Regions from separate parts of the Homo sapiens genome. Here region 2 is linked to region 1. A link is an interaction called in ENCODE POLR2A ChIA-PET data of the cell type or tissue named here. Cell type or tissue: A673. All regions are shown on one strand. Links, peaks and the distances in the headings refer to the core of each region. The heading gives the core; the rest is flanking DNA. Region 1 has its middle 110 kb from the start of NEK6. Region 2 overlaps STRBP (spermatid perinuclear RNA binding protein).

Region 1 (2,826 bases), core at 311-2,810:
TTTTAAATATATATTTGTTTAAAGATGGGGTCTTTTTATGTTGTCCAGGCTGGTCTCAAACTCCTGGGCTCAAACGTTCCTCCCATATTGACCTCCCTATGTGCTGGGATTACAGGGGCAAATCACTGCACCTGGCCACAAATGATTTTTATATAGATCTTTAAATATGAGAAGATGCTAATAACATAATGTTAAATGAAAAACTGGGATGTAAAAGTATCATCTCAAGTATGTCAATATTCAAAGAAAAAAGACGAATGAAATATGCCAAAATAACAACAGTGATTGCCTCTGGATTGTGGGCAATATCTTTCCCCTTATTTCTACTTTTGTTTTCTTCCCAATGTTCCTACAATAACTATATATTATTTTTAAAAATAAGACAAAATGTCCCGTTAAAAAGTATCTTTGAAGAAATAAGTATCCATGAACCAAGAAAAATCTGTCCAGTAGAATTTCATCAATGTCCATGTGTCTTAGTCCCTTTGGGCTGCTATAAAAGAATACCATAGACTTGGTGGCTTATGAATGACAGAAATTTATTTCTCACAGTTCTGGGGTCTAGGAAGTCCAAGATCAAGGCACCAGCAGAGTTGGTGTCTAGTGAGGACATGCCTACTGTTCCATAGATGGCATCTTCTAGCTGTTTCCTCACATGGTGGAAGGGGCGAGGGGGCTCTCTAGAGTCTTCTTTTTATAGAAGCATTAATCCCATTCATGAGGCTCCATCCTTATGACTTAATCATCTACCAAGGACCCCACCTCTTTTTTTTTTTTTTCTTTGAGACGGAGTCTTGCTCTGTCGCCCAGGCTGGAGTGCAGCGGCACCATCTCTGCTCACTGCAAGCTCCACCCCCTGGGTTCACGCCATTCTCCCGCCTCAGCCTCCCAAGCAGCTGGGACTACGGGCGCCCGCCACCACGCGCAGCTAATTTTTTGCATTTTTAGTAGAGACGGGGTTTCACCGTGTTAGCCAGGATGGTCTCGATCTCCTGACCTCATGATCTGCCCACTTCGGCCTCCCAAAGTGCTGGGATTACAGGTGTGAGCCACTGTGCCCGGCCGGGCCCCACCTCTTAATGCCATCACATTGGGGATTACAATTTCAAGGTATGAATTTTGGGGGACACAAACATTAAGTCTTTGGCGCCATGTGATTCTGTCTCACTTGCCTTTCCTAGTGCCTGAATTTGGTTCTGATTTCCTATCTCTGAGACCTGCCCCATCTTCACTGTCTTCTAGTGGTACTATAGGTTGTTAACCTTGAATTTTCTTCTCAACTTCACTCATGATTTGAAGGATGTTCTAGTGCTCATCCATTGCTTCTCTGATATGGACTCCCACGGTTACCCGGGTGCTGACCTTGTTAGAGCCTACCTCCTAACAACTCCCAACATATCCCTTTCAGAATTATTTACTGCCAAATCCTTTTCATCCCTCAGAAGTCTGGGTTCTCTTTATTTACAAGGTGTATCTCTACCTACTATGGGAAGTTTGATCCATGTCAACAACGGTGGCAGGGTGGGAAGTGGCAGGCTCTGTAGGGAAATGCAGACCAATTTTCAGCACCAAGGAGAGTTCTGAGGAAGCTGTCTCTGGGATGATCTCCTCATGACAGAATCCTTTTACCCTGGGGAGCTCATAAATACCCTGTAGGTCACATCCACAGGGAAGAATTGTGTACTATATCCCTAGGGTATCAAATGATTTCATCTTCCTATGTTAACTATAAGTGACTGCTAGTGGCTTCCCAAAGAGCTCTCTTGGGGAGAAAAATGAAATCTTGTGTATGTTTAACAGGAAATTATTCCAAGATTGATTAACGACTAATTAATTAATTTCCATAGGTGGAAAATGAGTGAGCCATGAAATGGTTGCTAGGCATTTGCCAATGCTAGTCTAACCCTTAGAATATCATGATTCTTAGCTGAATAATTCAATCCTATCCTTCAACAATCCTAACTAATTCTTCATATTTGTTATTTGGCAAATATCTTGCTGCAGGCTTGAACTTGTGCTTCACTTATTGACAGTTTTCTCTATTATCTTCCAGTAGATGACTGAGCGTCTGCCTTGCTTTTTCTGTTCAATATTTTGGCTCCCTGAACCCTAATCCACCAAGCTGAGACCTTGGACTTCCATTTTGGCTTTGATATCCTCCCAGGTGTCTGCCATTATCTATGACAGTCTGTGTCCTAAGAGTGGTCTTATTTCAATCTAGATGGACTTTTCTCCCAGTCAGAACTGCAACACCTCTTTGCATGCCTCTGTTTATGTTAATCAAGGGATCAACCCTAGGAATATCAATTCCATCCCAGGCCAGGAGCAAGCACCTAGGCACCTTTAGGCTCTTTGATTTGATCTCTTTTCCTCCTGCTTTACTTTTCCATTTGTCTTTCCAGTCCTGACCATGCTGAATGCCAGCATCCTCCTGCATCTTCTCTGTTTTCCTTGAATACTGAGGAGCTCCAGTTTAGAAGAGGCTACATTCAGAGCATGCTCCAACCCCTGACCACCATCTCACCTATCTCCTATCTGGACTCCTGGCAGGATGCTCAGACTGCAAACACAAATATAGACCTCTGTGCCTGGCACAACAAGACATTGATCTCATGAGTCTCAACACCATTTCTTGTTCCCTCTGGGTATCTATGCTCAGGACTCCCCCACAGCCTTCTGAGTTCCATTCGCTGAGAGACTCTCAAGGGTCAAAGACCAGGGATGCTTCCCTATAGAAAGGAGGAACAGAGCATGCTGAAATGGGTCTCTGGGATCTCCTGCCCATCTTGGAATCATATTCCCTTCATATATAATCAGACACTCTGA
Region 2 (2,826 bases), core at 145-2,644, 920 kb before region 1:
TGCCACAAAACAAAATACACAGTGAATAAAAAAGAAAACATCTACTCATATTTATATATTAGCTCTAATCTTTACAAGGTGGAGCCCCATTTTATAAAGAAACTAAAAACTAAGAGATTAAGCTAACCAAATTCACACCCACTCATGCCTTGTCTAATCTTGTCTCCAATCATGGGCCCAAATCTTTTTTGTAACTATTTCCTAACAGCTGGACACACCTGTAACAAAAACACAATTCTTCACTCACAGAACAAAACAGCTTTCATTAACTCTCTCGCAGTTCAGGAACTAAACAGGGCTACCTATTACCTCCTGAATCAGATTTCACCTGACTTAATTCAATCCTATCACCCATTGTTCCCATCACTTCTAATTCCAGTCAGACCAGTGAGTTCTCTGTTCTAAAAAATGCCAAGATAATTCCCACCCACAGACATACTCACGATTCATCTTTTCACGCAACTTTCACGGAGCATTTACTACGTGTTCTAGGCCTGTACTCGATACTAAGAGGAGAAAGACAAAACAAGAAATCCCACCTCAAAGAGTTAATAACATTATAGGAAAGAGATACTTGTAACTGATTAGGTAGACTCAAACAAGTACTATACTGGGGTACAAAGTCCTATTGAAAACAGAGGAAGATGTCAAAAAGAAGTGACCAATTGGAACTTACATGTACTGCTGGTAGTAGTGGAAAGTGAAAAAAAGATACTTAAAACTTTTCAGCAGACTCTCCTAAAGCTGAACATACACAGAACCCATGACCCATTAGTTTCACTCCATGTTACATACCTAGAGAAACATATATATTTAAACCAGAGGACGTGCAAATATGTTCATAGCAGTACTTACTTGCATTAGTCAAAAACTGGAAATAGCCTATGTGTCCATCAATAGTACAATGGATAGTGTTATACTCACACAATGAAACAATATGAAATCAACAAAAAATGAAGTCCACAAATATTGAAAGAAATGCTGAAAGAAAGAAACCATACACACACAATTTTGATTACATAAAGTTTGAAAACAGGCAAAACTAGTCAAAACCAGTGATTCAGTGGTGGAGTGGGGAGTGTGCAGTGATGAAGATGAGGACACGGGAGAAGTTTCTGGGTGCTGGCAACGTTCTATTTCTTCTGGGTACCGGTTATAAGGATGAATTCACTTCAAGAAAATTCATCAAGCTATACACACTTATGATTTATGTAGTTTGTTTTACACTTTAACAAAAATTTTACTTACAAAAGACAGATGGGGAAAAAGGAAAACAGAAAAGTAAACTAGCATTTATATTCTAGTAAGTTCCTAGACACCATGGAAATTATTCTATCTAATCACAGCCACCTCTGGAGGTTGTGGTATACACGTGTTATTTCCTTTTTCAGCCCCACATCTGAATCCTCTTTCCTATGTTTGGGGAATCCCCCACCTTATGAGGCAGCGCCTACCTCCAGATGGTGATTCAAAAGCAAATGACTCAAAGAAGCTGGGTCCTCAGAAAATCTATTCTGGCAAGTGAAAGCAGCAAGCACAGCAGCTTCATCCAGTTTCCAGAGACAGTAATTCTACCTACAGTGTCTAGCACCCCCTGATGGTATTGGCGATTCAACCTCGTCTGTGCCTAGAATCTTGTTCCTGGATGCTAACTTCTCAGCCTATTTCTCCAGCCCTCCAAGAGATTCTGTGAGCCACCTAACACCCTGTTCATAAGTTCCTTTCCCAGACTCAATTTCTGTTGCTCACAACTAAAAGTCTTGACTATTACCCCATTTGATAAATGTGAAAAAAAGCTAATAACTTTGAAAAACAGTTTGGTGGTTTTTTATAAAGTTAAATTCACTTATCATACAATCCAGCGCTCCCACACCCAAGGTATTTGCCCAACAGAAATGAAAATGTTTATAGCAAATTTACTCATAATGGCCAAAAACTAGAAATAACCCCAAAATCCATCAACTGGTAAATGAATAAACTGTGGTAAATCCATACACTGGAATACTTCTGGGCAATAAAAAGAAATGCACTCCTGATACATGCAATTACACAGATGCATCTCGAAAGCACAGAGGCTAAATGAAAGAGGTTTGACTAAAAATGAGTCACACTTAAGAAATCAGATCAATGGTTTCCAGGAGCAGGAGGTGAAGAGAGGGAACTGACTACATGGCACTGAAAGGAACGTTTTGTAGTAATGGATATATCTTGATGGTGGTTACATGACTAAGTCTGTCAAAATTCATAGAACCGTATATTCAAAAAAAATGTATTTTACTATATTCAAAGTATACGTCAATAAAAATGACTTTTTTATTATTAAAAGGGACTCAAGAATGGCCAGAAATCTTCCTCAAGGTCACATATATACTAAGCAGATTCAAACTCAGGTTCTAATTCAGATGCCATGCCTTGAAGGTTAAAGAGATCTTGCTAAAGGCACAGAAAAGAGAAGATTGGGAAAGATAAGGGAAACTAAGTTGTCCTTTTCTCCCCAAAACCTAATCAAAATTTTTCAAGGCCTGCCTCAGACCCCCACCTCTGCCATACAGCCATCCATTTACTTATTCCACAAATATATCTTGAATGGTTACTATGTGCCACGCACTGTGACACTTTAGGTTACATCTGTAAACAAAACAGAAATCCCTGCCCTCATGGAGCTTCAGCTTAGCGGTGTTGGGGAGTGAGGGGGTGGCGGGGTGGGGAGGAAGAGCAATGTATCACTGTCTCAGTCCATTTTATGCTATTATAACAGAATACCACAGATTTGGTAATTTATAATGAATAAAAATATATTTGGCTCATGGTTCTAGAGTCTTGGAA

What was found. Peaks named below come from ENCODE experiments on the same cell type or tissue, not always from the same donor. Only the 100,000 strongest peaks of a DNase experiment are listed, where the experiment ranks them.
Region 2: POLR2A ChIA-PET joins it to region 1 with 6 read pairs; 2 of 35 experiments call an interaction of 5 or more read pairs at or near these places.

The regions. Positions count from the first base shown.
Region 1 is chr9:124,148,617-124,151,442 of GRCh38, forward strand. No RefSeq gene overlaps it. Among named protein-coding and RNA genes, the nearest start is that of NEK6, 110 kb to the right of the region's middle. In A673, for the core only: no CTCF peak of the experiment used is centred there; a DNase peak (open chromatin) is centred at 1,605; H3K27me3 peaks cover 672 bases.
Region 2 is chr9:123,224,076-123,226,901 of GRCh38, forward strand. The region is part of intron 2 of STRBP (spermatid perinuclear RNA binding protein); the gene reads right to left. Among named protein-coding and RNA genes, the nearest start is that of STRBP, 43 kb to the right of the region's middle. In A673, for the core only: a CTCF peak has its summit at 1,614 (motif pointing left); a DNase peak (open chromatin) is centred at 1,576.